2 separate regions of the Homo sapiens genome follow, and region 2 is linked to region 1. The links are chromatin contacts, found by Hi-C or POLR2A ChIA-PET in ENCODE. All regions are on one chromosome and are shown on one strand. The core of a region is the stretch at or near the end of the contact, and the rest is flanking DNA. Distances in the headings are between cores, read along the strand shown. Region 1 holds the start of LINC01914 (long intergenic non-protein coding RNA 1914). Region 2 has its middle 46 kb from the start of LINC02898.

Evidence for each region. A loop is a pair of places that touch in the nucleus more often than their neighbours do. ChIA-PET counts read pairs that join two places held with the same protein, here RNA polymerase II (POLR2A).
Region 2: a loop to region 1 is called in a map of uterus, with 2.1 times the contacts of the local background. The contact joins the enhancer-like site here to the promoter of LINC01914 in region 1. A Hi-C loop is called at or near these places in 1 of 168 maps with a recorded cell type or tissue (uterus). POLR2A ChIA-PET finds 5 or more read pairs at or near these places in 2 of 52 experiments (A673 and BJ).

Annotation. Positions count from the first base shown.
Region 1 is chr2:41,929,535-41,936,394 of GRCh38, forward strand. LINC01914 (long intergenic non-protein coding RNA 1914) reads right to left here and starts at 4,189. Exons shown (of 3, transcript NR_110263.1): 1 at 3,742-4,189; 2 at 2,629-2,698; 3 at 2,065-2,335. LINC02898 (long intergenic non-protein coding RNA 2898) reads right to left here. Exons shown (of 4, transcript NR_161189.1): 4 at 5,834-6,860. RefSeq lists enhancers at 1,009-2,208, 1,612-1,671, 1,712-1,801.
Region 2 is chr2:41,996,174-42,003,033 of GRCh38, forward strand. No RefSeq gene overlaps it. Among named protein-coding and RNA genes, the nearest start is that of LINC02898, 46 kb to the left of the region's middle. RefSeq lists an enhancer at 1-105. Within about 2 kb of position 2,843, at least 8 of the 41 ENCODE cell types and tissues checked have a DNase peak (open chromatin) inside an H3K27ac peak, as active enhancers do; they include uterus, where a contact is called at or near this core.

The DNA.
Region 1 (6,860 bases), core at 2,939-5,438:
GGACTCTAACAATCACCCATAGACATAACATCACCCCAAGACGGCAAGAGCCAGCTCAAGGCCTGGAGAAAGCCCCACTCACAGGGCAGATTTTTTAACACTGAGAATTTAGGGTTGTGTATGGAAGAGGGTTGTCAGATAAAATACAGGATACCAGGATAAAACTGAATTTCAGATAAACAAATAATTTTTCTAGAATAAGTACGTCTCAAATATTACATGAGTCATACTTATGCTAAAAATTATTTACCTGAAATTTGAATGTAACTGGGTGCTATGGGTTTTTATTTGCTAAATCCAGCAATTCTATAACTACTCGACTCCACAGTCATGTTAGAAATGATGACAGTATCACAGAGTAAATAGAACAAGAAAATTGCAATCAGCTCACCTTTTGCTTATCCCTCGGGGTCTTTCTCTGGGTCCCGGTGCACCCAAATTCTCCACCATAACCTCTCTTGCCTCCATCCCACCTGACCCCTTAGCTGCTCAGAGATCCTGTGGCCCCAGGTGTAGGCCAGTGCTTTTATCTCTTAACTCAGCTGCATTGAGGTTGAATTTTTCAAAAGGAACTTTATTAGAAAACTAGAGGAGCATATAAATATCTGAATTCATAAAAAAAAAAAAAAAGAATCGTAGTTATCACATGTAAGGAGATCAAATATCAAAGCCCTGGAAACTAAGTCTAGCCATGGCCTGCTCATTCTTTTTCTCCAACTGTTACTGGATCCACTGACTTGCAGTGAGGGTTTTTAAGCTGGTTGTACCTTCAGTGAAGCTGAACCAACATTCTGGAAGGGAGGCTCCACTGGCTGCATATTACAATCACCTAGGAATCGTTTTGCCGCCTATCCTAGACCAATTAAATCAGAATTTCTGAGAGTAGGGTTTGGGCATTGGGAGATTTAAAAGCTCCCCAGGTGATTCTAATATGTATCCACGGCTGAGAACTCATGCACGTTGGAATCACCTGAAAACCTATTAAAAAGCTGCTTGTCTCCCACCCTCAGAAATTCGGATTTAATTGGTATGAGGTGTGGCCTGAGCATTGGGATTTTTAAAAGCTCTCCAGATGATTTTAATGTGCAGTCAAGTTTGAAAACCCCAGCTACGCACACTTTAATAGAGTCCAAATCTCCTGGGGATTTTTAAACTGGAGATGCTGGGGTGGGGCCTGAGATTCTACGTGTCTAACAATTCTCACAAGTCCCAGGTGATACGATGCTGCTGGTCTTCATACAACGCTTTGATTAGTAAGGTCCTAGATCAATGGGTCTCAAGACGGGATAGACAGTGGAATTACCCGGGGAGCCTTAACAACTACCTCAGCCTGGGTCCCACCCCAGAGATTCTGATGTAATCTGGCTGAGGTGGGGCCTGGACATCAGGATTGTAAGAGCTCCCCAGGTGATTCTGATACGCAGCCAAGGTTGAGAACCTTGGCTGTAGACCAACATCTAGGCGTCATTTCACAAGTGGCCCTGTGACCCCCAGTGGGGAATACCACTCTCCACAAGCCTTTCTGACTCACCTCCGTTCCCTGCCCCAGCTGGCAGAAGATGCTTTCTTCCCCTGCCTCAGAAGGCCATGCCCTCTAGTAAAAATTCCCTTTCTCCCACTCCCGGCTGAAGAAAGACTCTAATTCCCAGCTCGGCTGCAGAAGAGAGATGATTGCCACAATACCCTGAAAGCGTTTCTGATCAGGCCTGCCCACTTGGCCTTCCTCAACTTTACCTCTGATTACCAACTGTTCCCCCTGCTCAAGTGGCCTTCTCTAAGGCTGCCTCTGCCAGAGGAGCCACGTAAGGCCACCTCTGCCAGAGGAGCCGTGGGCCACAGAGAAGTACACGTCACCTGCCAGTCAGTCACAAGCAAAGAAGAGAAGTTCCGTGCTTTGACAGAACACTATCAATCACAGGTGCCGAGCCGTTTTCATTACTTAGCCGTTCCCAGGCCAGTTAACATACAACCTCTCCCCTCTCCTACCTCACCCCTTTAAAATGGAGTTGTGGTGACGCATGAAACAAGAAGTGGCCTGCAGAGAACCAAAAGGAAAACGTGAAATTGAGGAAATTATGACTCTATTTTGGGTGTAATTTCCATGAAATTATTTATGAATCTTTTTTTCCCTAAGGGGTGGCCATAAATATCATCTTTAATGCATCTTCATTAGTAGCTTTCATCTTCTGATGGGCCTGCATCTTTTGTTGGAAGTTGGATGTTGTTGGTAGAAATGTTAAGTCCACATCTTAGGTGTACGGAGTTTGTATAAAATATGAACTCTAATGTGTAGAATTTGCAGGTCGCTGAAGTGTCACAGTCTGCTGAAATGGGTCTGGAATCAATAAGGTACACATCAAACTCAATTGTATTTAATTTTCATTGCTACCTAGAGGAAAGCCTTGCATGGCCCTACAAGCATGAAATTAAACATGAAAGCCCATCTGAAGTGTAGAAGCGATACTTAAAATGACCTGTAAATAGAGCAAAACATGGCAGCCCGGCCCATCGCAATATTATCATTCATTTCTCTTTCCATAGTGGAGGTGACAGCCCCCCTAAGAAAATCAGAAGAGACACGAGCACATTGCAGATCTAAAGGAGAGCTAAGTGTTTTCGGTTACACACCAGCAGGGCTTCCCTCTCTGCAGAGCCCTGGAGTCTCTTCCAAGTAGAAAATCACACTCTGTCCTTCAGCCTGAGAGTGAAGAGAGAAGGCAAGTAAAACAAGGACCTCCTGAACTTGGCCAACACCCCACTCCTGCTGCCTCCCACCCCACCCAGCTCCGTTCCTTGGCCAGTGAGATAATGGAAGGTTCAGCCCTTGCAGCTGACGTGGGGTGGGGAGCAGACGCCCACTCTGGGCACTTCCAGCCGACACTGACCTTTCAGTCATGGAAACATTCCCCAGACTGACACTAATCGGGGGCACATCTGGCGTTTGGACTGCATCCAGATGGGGGTTTGTGTTAGTCGAGTCAGCATGATAACCCGCTGGGGAGGGAGGGAGGGAGGGGAGAGGACACAGCAGCTGAGAGCAATCCCCATCCTTGGCTGCGTGAGGGAGAGGTGGTCATGCTGCGGCCAGTGAGTCATAGACTAGAGACCACCTAATTCCTGTCCACCCCTGCTCTCCCTGCTCCCTCCAACAGAGGACAAACTGGATCCACCCAGAGAGCCAACTCGCCAGAGTTCCACAACTGGTCAGCAGCAGACTACAATCTCAGTGTCCCGGCTCCCATTCTATCGCACTGCCCACTTTCTACACTCTCTCAAAGTGTAGTGTGTTATTTCAGGATAAAATATGTGCCAAGGTGATGAAAAGAATCCAGCTGTTTCTTCTCTTTCACTTCCTGTGATTTGTAAAAGCATAAGACGATTTTCCAAGACAGTGACAAACCACCATCGCTCACACCCATTCCACCCACCCCAATTCTTTCATCGTAGCTTCTTTTCTGGATTTGGAAGAAGAGACCGCCCTTTGTGACTGGTTCATGGACTTTGTCAGAAATCAACACAATGTCTTATTCTCCCATCCCTAGAACAAGCGACTGCAATTGGGAATAAGACTTCATAGTATAGAAGTTCCAGCCATACAGGTCAGGAATGACAAAGTGTCTTGGCCAGCTCTCAGCCTCTGCCTTTACAAAGTCTGACACCTGTTGCAGTCACGAATTGCACTGCTAAAGAGGTAATCAAGCAAACCAAAGCCAGGATAAAAGGGATTATGTCTCCACTCACCCACACAGAAGGCTGTCTCCAACTGCAGAAGGAAGTTCTTTCCATGGCCGCTGGAGCACCCTCCCCACTTGTGGGCACCATGGTTCAAGTCTGCCCCAGTGATCCTCTCCTGTATAAACCTCCAGGTACAGATTATGGAAATCAGGAATCTCATCCAGCTGCTCAAATAACAAAGAGGTTAGCAGTATCTTCTAGTATGAATAATTGTAACTGCAGAGATCTGTTCAGCCTTTATCCTTTCTTAAAAACCTAAAGAGAAACAAGGAAGCAACCCAGGTAAAAGCAAGACAATGGTCAATGGTCAGCTTCCCAAGGCAGGTTTCAGCTTCCACATTAACTAATCAGCTTGCAGAGCTTGCAGCACCTTCTACATCCAGCCTCCATACAAAGGACAACTATCATCCACCAACCAATTTAGTCCTCTTCTGGAAGAATCAGAAAGAAAAAATGTCTTCACTCCACTTCTCCTACCCTCCTCAAGATCACCTCCCTCCCCAAAGCCCTCGCTTCTGTGGTCCTCTCTAAGAAATATGCTTTATCCACTCCGACGGGCACAACAGTAGTAACTGAGACAGGAGAATGACCCTCTTCCTTGCTTTAGGGAAGTTATCAGTTCCACCCTCCTTGGGAAGCTCTGTGATCTCTGAGAAGAAGCTCACAGACACCATCACTCTACCTAAGCCAGTTAGGGTCTCTGCTCGTGCCAGCCCCTTTTTTCCCCACCAATGAGTTGGTACAAAGCCATTTCATGTTCCATGCCAAACCAGTAATTCGCAATACTCATCAAAATCTGCCTCCGTCCACTGACTCAGCACTCCTGCTTTCCTAGCATAGCCAACCTCCCTAACACCCTGACATCCCGGCCTTCAGTTTCACTATTTACATCACATGAGAGATTTGGGTTTCGAAAGCCAATTCCCTCTGAAGAGAGTATGCAGATGATTCATCTTCTCTGAAAAAACTACCCATTTTTGCCTTGATATCCATGCCAAAAATCTCCTGAGATGGGGCTCAGAGAGGACAGAGTGGGGGAGTCCTGTTACAATAGGAGACCACTGTCTCAGTTTCCAAATGAAAAAGATGACACACTGTTCTTGGGACACTGCTTTGCCAGGGTGTCCTGCAGAAACCAAGGAAGCTTCCATCTCAGAGCCACTGTGGACACAGCCTTGGATCACCGTGGAGCCTCAGACCACACTGACTCCTCCCTGTCTCCGCGTCTAACCCCCTCTCACACTGAGAGATCTGACCCACCACAGACATCCCCTCTGGCCTCCTGAGTGGTTTCTTCAGCACAGCTTCCAGAGCCAAATTAAACGTTCACTCTATGTCTATAGACAAAAAGGGTTTTGACTAAACTCTGTGTTTTAGAGAGGGAGTTAAATGCTGTTAACTTTTTAGGGGTGGGCGAGAGGGATGACAAATAACAACTTGTCTGAATGTTTTACATTTCTCCCCACTGCCTCAAGAAGGTTCACAACGAGGTCATCCATGATAAGGAGTAAGACCTCCCAGCCGGACTGTCCCTCGGCCCCCAGAGGACACTCCACAGAGATATGCTAACTGGACTTGGAGACTGGCTCACACTCCAGAGAAAAGCATGGAGCACGAGCGCACAGAGCAGGGCCAAGGTCCCAGGGACAGAATGTCTAGGAGGGAGATTGGGGTGAGGGTAATCTGATGCAATTACTGTGGCAGCTCAACATTCAAGGGAGGGGGAAGAAAGAAACAGTCCCTGTCAAGTAAGTTGTGCAGCAGAGATGGTAAGCTCCAAAATTTGAAACTTTGGCTGCTGGAAAGTTTTAGGGGGCAGAGATAAGAAGACATAAGAGACTTTGAGGGTTTACTACACACTAGACGCTCTATGCATTTATTTATTTATTATCTCTTATTTATTACTTTGTATAACTCTTATAATAATCTTATGAAAACGGAAACCCTCATATACCCATTTTACAGATGAGAAAAGTGACAATTTTGAGAGCATAGCTAAGAATAGCTAGTAAGTAAAGGAGCTGGGACCTAAACCAAACCCTATCTCACCAGAGTACACACTCTTTTTTTTTTTCCAGTGTAATTTTTTTTAATTTTTATTTTACTTTAAGTTCTGGGATACATGTGCAGAAGGTATGGTTTGTTACATAGGTATATGTGTGCCATAGTGGATTGCTGCACCTATCAACCCGTCATCTAGGTTTAAGCCCCACATGCATTAGCTATTTGTCCTGATGCTCTCCCTCCCCTCCCCACACCAGACAGGCCTTGGTGTGTGATGTTCCCCTCCCTGTGTCCATGTGTTCTCACTGTTCAGCTCCCACTTATGAGTGAGAACGTGTGGTATTTGGTTTTCTGTTCCTGTGTTAGTTTGCTGAGGATGATGGCTTCCAGCTTCATCCATGTCCCTGCAAAGGACACGATCTCATTCCTTCTTAGGGCTGCATAGTATTCCATGGTATATATGTACAATATTTTCTTCATCCAGTCTATCATTGATGGGCATTTGGGTTGGTTCCATGTCTTTGCTATTGTAAATAGGAGTGTACACTCTTGACCACTACACTGGAGCAACAGGCCCTAGAAATAGTGACCATATTCATTAACCAATTAGAAACTAGTATGTGGAGGGTATTGGGAGGAGGCTTAAGACTCTGAAAGATAGTCTGGCTTCATTTTAACCAGGGAATTAATCATCCATTCCATGCAGCATCATTTTCAGAAAAGGCATTCCCTGCTGCTCACCCTAAGTGTTTGTATTCTATAGCTAGATAGGCCAGTGTATAACCACTCCTTTTTTCAACACTTCTTCCAACAAAAACAAAACAGAGCATGGCGAGCTGAGCTTATTATACTCCTTACCACGGGCCTCTGATGTTCCATCTGTTAGTAGGATACCAATCCATGGCTCCTCACTTTCTAGGAGTCTCAGAGGAGACAGTAGGCCCTGGAGACACCCATGATACAAAACCAGAGCGAGATGAAGACGCTCCACTCACCTCTCCCCTCATTCTTGCCCAGAAAATTTGCTCTATCTTCCCCATTTTTTACCCTGCCCACATTACCCACCACAATTAGACAAAAGGCCTCAAGAAGTCTGCAGAGGGGCAGGATGAGGGCAGGGG
Region 2 (6,860 bases), core at 1,593-4,092, 65 kb after region 1:
AATAAAAATAAATAAATAAATTTTAAAAAGCTTGTATCTCAACATATAAAAATATACTTTTTTATAGAATGGAAAAAAAAAATACTGTCCTTGGCATATGGTATGTGCTTAAAATATCTGCCAAAGGAATGTTAAATGATGCAGCATTTAGAGACATATTATATGGGGAAAAAAAACTATATGCAGAAGTAGAATAAGTTATTTTGTAAGCAATTATTTGATTTGTAATTAGAAGTTGGGTCTTTCTTTTAATTGATTATCTTAGAAGGTTGTCAGAAAATAAAACTGTTAATACATCTTACTGTGGCCTTAACCATTTGACCCTCATCTCCTTTTTTCTCAGAGAATGCGGCAGAGAAAAAGAGGAGAAACTGAAGAAGGGACTAAATAAGGCAAGGCTGGATCAGAAAAGATTGACTCTGAGGACTAAGAGAAACTGAAGCTGGGACCCAGCAGGGTGCTATTGACCTCCAAGTCCTTTCTCCACATTCCCCCATCTGCCCAACTTCCACAGCTCAGGGGTCTTTTCTCCTAGGGTTGAAATATGAATGGCTCTAAAATTTCCCAGTGAAAACCATCCATGAAGTTGTGTGTGGGAAATGAAATGCCAGCCCGTGGGTGTCAGCAACTGTGAAGAAAGCGTGGCATCCACGCTCACCTGGGCTTCCTTTGGTTTGCCTCATTAATCAGCTCCCCAGGTCATCGGCACGTCTCGCCTCAGGCTCACAGGTCTGGTTTTTGTATAATACACATTTCCCCCAGTTTTTATTTCATCTGTTTTTTTCAAGCAGCCTTTCCATTATTTCTGAACATTTGAGTTAAAAAAATGTAAATTACAGACGCCTGCGGATTGACGTAATGTGAAAAGAAGGCGGCTGTTTCCCCTTCCTCCAAACAGGGGACATGGCTTTTCAAACTAATAAACCCCTTAAACCTCATGAAGCCCATTTCGACCTTTTTAAATGGCTACTTTCAGAAGGGGAAGGGAAAAAGCAGCAGCGGGAGAAAGTGTTGGGGCCCGTGTCATGGCGGGAGAGGGAATGATCCCAGCTCGTGCAGATGGAGTCTGTCCCTTCCCTCAGTCGGAGGTCGTAGCCACCAAGAGACTGGCCATGCTGAACCTTGGAGGGGAAAGCCCACAGCATGGGGACAGGCCTCTGAAGTCCTGGTCGGAGGAGAGACTGAGCAGATGCAAGAGAGAGGAATTTTGTGGTACGGGGGGTTCTGGAAAAGGTGAGAGCAGAGGGATCAAGAGGGAAATAGGAGGGATCCACTTTGACACTGTGGCTGGGATTGTGGGTGGGAGGGCATTGGTGGGAGCAGGGGGGTTGAAGCTACCGGGGAGGCGGAGCCAACATTGCCTGCCTTCTCTAAAAGCAGGGATTGAATATGGAGGAGATCATGGAGTTGGAGTTATGGACAGTAGGGAGATCTGAAATAGAGCAGTGAAAAACTCAAGGGGACAACCAAAGCCGAAGGACTAATCGACCTCTAACGTGCAAGACTCTTCTGTTTTGAACACTCAGAGAGGACAGGCCCACTTAGTAATCTCTAGGGTTAGAGTCAAGGATTACTTTTCTCATTCCAGAGGGCTCTGGCTGTCTACCCAGGCATTGGGTCCTGTTCTGCCTACAGCCCTGAACCAAGCAGAGAGTAAGACACATAGGAAGTATCCAGAAATATTTATTGAATGAATGAATGAGCTAATATATGAATGGATGAATGAACAAATGGAATGAGCAGTTTCTAAACAACTGTAATCCTTCTGACAGGAAGTGCGGGTGCCTTTTCTCCAAGAACACCAAGATTATTCCCCCAAAAAACAGCACTGCCATGTACAGTTCCACAGGTACTAGGGATCCAAATAAAATTTTTTCCTTTCAAAGCAGCCTATCATTCAGGAAGCAAAGCATTCTAATAATAATTGAGGAGTCTGTCTCTTGCTTTGTCTCTCTCCAGAGTTCAACCATCTGGGATTTGAAAATTAGAGAAGGCAGAAGGGACAGCAAAGTCCGCTTGGAAACTCCCTGGGGAGAAGCTGGCAGGGACCACCCTGTGCCTCCCCCACGTGTTGAATATCCTTGCTGTTTAGAGGCTGAAAACAGGTCTTTGAAGTTTCTGGCTTTGCCTCCAGCAAATCGGCCACAGCTTCCCTTATATTCCAGGCTGGTTTGAAAATAACTCTTCCAGTGCCTCCACCTCCCAATCCATGGAGGAGACTTAAAATTTAGCAAGCTTAGCCCTTCCCTGTCACACTCACATCAAAGGACAATGCTAGGGACCTCCAAGGGAAATACTTCCGCACCCCAGAACCCTGGGAGTCACATTTCCATCTAGGCAGCTGCAGGGGAATGGAGGAAATGTATCATACGAGCAGAGGCAACTCTGGAATCAGCCCTTCCTCTACTGAGGCCAGGGAGACGGGTTGCTACTCAAAAGGAAAATGTAGGTGTCCCCTGCAATTTGAACAGGCTGTGGATGTGCTTTACCATCGTCATGCTACTCTGGCTTCTAATTTAGGGAGCAGAGGGTAAGGCCTCTAAGAGCACAAAATCTTTGAGCTAAACGGCTTTGAGTGAAAAGTACAATCACTTAAAAAAAAATACAACCGCTTATCAACTTTATTCAGCTCCTATTTAGACGTGAAAAATGCTCCAGAGGGAGGTTTCCTGAGCAAAGGCCAGGATTTACTGTGTATTTCCCACAAACAGGGCTCACTGGTTCCTTCTGTGAGAAATGAAACCCAGCGGACCCACCCAGCAGGCCTCACGGGCAAAAAGGAGTCTACACCAGATTAAAAAAATCCACTTCAGGACTTTTTTACTACTGGAGTGGGCTGGAGAGCTGTCAATGGGCAGGAAAATAGCACATCTGGAATGCGGCTCTGTCCCCGTGCTGGCTGGTATAACTCAACATGTACGTCAGATCTTTTTTTTTTTTTTTTCTTTAATGGCCAAGATTTATCTGGCTTCTATTCATTTTTTAAGTCCAGGGTGAATATGATTGTTAACTTCTATACTTTTACATTTGTGTAAATTAAAAGCCATATTTCACTACTGGGCAGATGGCTTGCTGCTTGCTTGCCTTAAATGTAAAAATGGCAAAGCTAAGCACTATAATCCAAGACATGGATTACCCAACTCACCCAGAAGATACTAAAAGAGAAAGATCTTGTGATTTCTTCACCAAAGCTATATCCCCTTTGTGCCTTTATAAAATCTAGTTCTAGAAAAGTTGGCGCCAAGATGCTCAAACTGCAAGTAGACTTTTGGATTAATTTAGTCAGTCATGTTCTGACTGTGGCAACGAGAGGCTATTACAGGCTTTTTTTATTATTATTATTTGATTTTATTTTTTTGTAGCAAGCAAATTGGTTTGTAAAACAGATATAGCCGTTTTAACTCCTAAAGAGATTTGGAGGAAAGTGAGTGGATCCTTCCGGAAACAGCCACCTCTTGCTTTTTTTGGTTGGGGTTTGACATCCGTTTTTGAGCACAAGGGAATGTCTTTTTCATGGAAGTCCGTACTTGCCATTTTCTCTTAAGTTAAAAGCAAGAGCAATATAATAAACGTTTGCTAACAACCCCCCACATACTTAGATTTATTGGCTAGTTAAATCTTTAATGGTTAAAGTTAAAAACCTTTTATTTTAAGGGCTTGGGGATTTGCACAGCTGGAATGTTGCATTTTAATATATTCATATTGGAATGGAAAAGCCAAAGTGACCAGCACATTGACTTCTTTCTTGGATGTCCCAAGCTGATAACAGGCATAGCCTTGCCCCACGGCCTCCCTCCTCACCCCGAGCCAAGTCCAAAGAGGGGATGGGAGAAGGGGAGAGCAAGCATGCTACAGGGGCCATTTTGGGTGGCTCCCTTCCTACTTTCACTCTCCTGTTCTTGATCTGCCCTCGAAACACTGAGAAATCAAGGAGTCTCTACATTCTGATTCTGCCACTCAACTGACCCATCTTGGCAGGGTCACACTCTGCTGGTCTCACCCTTCTGGGAACTCCCTAATTTGGTCGTCTAGATTAGAAAGGCGGTGTGCAGCAGCAGTGGTGAAGGTGCTAGGGTCATTAACTTGATGAGGGTTGATAATGTGATGAAGGGAGATGGGAGAGAATGGAAGACTACCAAAGCACAATGGAAGGACATGATTTGAGATAAGAGGTAGGAGTGACAGAAGTGACAAAGGGTGGTACTGATGACATCTAACCAAATGCTTACTCTGTGCCAGGCAATTTCAAGTTGCTTTACATGAATTATTTCATGGATTCTCCAATCTAGTACTATGTTGCCCTTATACAAATAAGGAAACTAAGGTGTAGAGAGCTAAGCAACTCGCCAAGTCTAGAAAGAGATAGACCCAGGCAATCTGACTGGACAGACTATAATTTTGATGGAGGCTTCAAAGAGATGGGGATGGGAATATGAGAGGCCTTGAAAATTGAGAGGCATGAGTGTTCAATCACTGCTAAAGCAGAACCAGGAAGGATAGTTCCATCACTTTCAGGAAACATGATTATGAGGAAATGCGCGTTCTCATGCACATCCCACAAGTGCACACCGCCACTTCGTCCCAGTGGTTCCTCATGCACCTTAACACACAGAAGCATGTTCTGACAAAGATATTTTATGCACTCATCTACTCACTTCACAGACACATGCTTCAGAAACACTATGGCACCAATGCATTCACACAGATGCGCCAACATTCACACTCACATCTTCTGGCACCACATGTACACACACATGCACACACACACGTGCACGCTGAGGGGGATATGAGATGCAGTTATCTCTTGATGATCCCTTGGGATTCTGCCATGCCTTTGTTTCTCAAATACTGACTGTTGTCTGTCCTACTGACAATGATCCACCTAGCCAAGGGTGGATCCTAAAGGATGCAGGATAAAGCACATGGATCAGATGGCCAGGAACACAAGATGATCCAAAGGCTCCCAGAAACAGTAGAGATAAAAGAATCTTCCACCCATCACTTTCAGTCTCCCATCCTAAGGGTCTTGGGCTCTCACCTTGAGAAGAGCCAACCCAGCCTTTGCTAGTGGCTTCTGCCATTAGGGCTTAAAGGTCAAAGTTGGGGTCTTTGATCACCAAACAGGATGAACGCTGCAGACAGCAGGCATGTGGGTCATTCTTGCTAAGGAAACTTGACTGCTGAGCCCAGGAAGAGAACACTCAATGGAACACAACAGGCTTCCCGTGAATTTTCTAGCTCAGAAACGTTAATATTTCTCAGATGGAGGCTCACAACGTTCACAGGGTTTTCAATTTCAAGGCCATTTTTGCTTTTTTTAAAATGGGGTTTGATGTTCTCTGCACAAACATAGGTTTAACAATTGACAAAGCACCAGACATCCTACCTTGGCACTTGTACGTCTGTCCTGCAGGACAGTGATGCCACTCAGCTGGTATTGTCTGCAAAACCATGACTCTCTGTTCCCTGGCACAGAGACCTTGCCAATTGCAGGAAGTTGGGAAATAAAAGAAACTTTTCAAATAAAAAGATGTCAATTTAACAGCCAGGGACCTGGAAACAGATGTTCCTTGCCTAGACCAAGAGCCGCCCACCCGCCCATCCGTCCTCCGGGTTTTCAAAGTCACTTCTTGTCAGGTGCCCTGGTTAAGAGGGAGAATTAACGAGCTGTGCTCCATTTTACGGCTGCCGTCTGATGTGGGAGCTGTGTGCGGAGCACTCCGCGGACAGGCCAGCTCAGCCCCAGCCCTTCCTCCAGCAGTTCAGCCTGGATCAAAGCGGAGAGCAGCTCAGCTTTTATAGCAAAATGATTAAAACCACGTGGGGCTTGTTTCCTCACACGTGACCTCCCGACAAAGTGCAGAGCGGGGAGCCAAGGAAAGGTGAACCCAGGGGTCTGTAGGCCCAGGGAAGAGTAGGACCCACGATGCAGACACATACCAAGTAAGCACAGACGCGCATGCGCACTTGCTGCTTTACACGGACTAAAATAACACACCCTCACACGCATAAATAAATGCTCTTTCCCTGCAGGTGGAAACGGCCCAGAATGAGCAGCCAGAGGCCTAATGGGCCAGGTTAGCTAGGACCACAAAGATAAGTAAATAAATACATAGTTCCTAGTTATTCAATTACGCCTAACACTTGTAGAAAGTACTACTGAATTATACTTGCAAAGTAAGGCCCAAATATCCCTCCAGCATATGGACAAATAATCTCTCACCTATCTGTAGTCTTCGGCAACTTCACCACACCTGAAAATTACAGCTCCCTGATGGCAGGCAACTTTGCCTCTAAATTAATTGATTTGATCAAATGATCACCTGGTTGGTTCCCTTCCCCTGGTATTCCTGCTTAATCTCCTCCGCCCAGCAAGGACTGGGTTTACTGGCAGAGGCAATGAGATGTCGCTTCCAAGATTAAGTCACCAAAGGACTGTGGCTTCCTTCTTAGGCACTCTCTGGCTTTGGGGGAAGCCAGATGCCATTTTGTGAGCTGAATGAACTAGGAGAGCACCACATGGCAAAGAACCAAGGGAGACCTCCAGCCAACAGCCTGCGGGGAATGGAATCCTGCCAACAGCCCCTGGAGCCAGAGTAGAAGCCGACCTTTCCCATCACGACAGGATAACTGGGCCGGGCGCGGTGGCTCACGCCTGTAATCCCAGCACTTTGGGAGGCCGAGGCGGGCGGATCACAAGGTCAGGAGATCGAGACCATCCTGGCCAACATAGTGAAACCCCATCTCTACTAAAAATACAAAAAAATTAGCCGGGCATGGTGGCGCATGCCTGTAATCCCAGCTACTCGGGAGGCAGAGGCAGGAGAATCCCTTGAACCAAGGAGTTGGAGGTTGCAGTG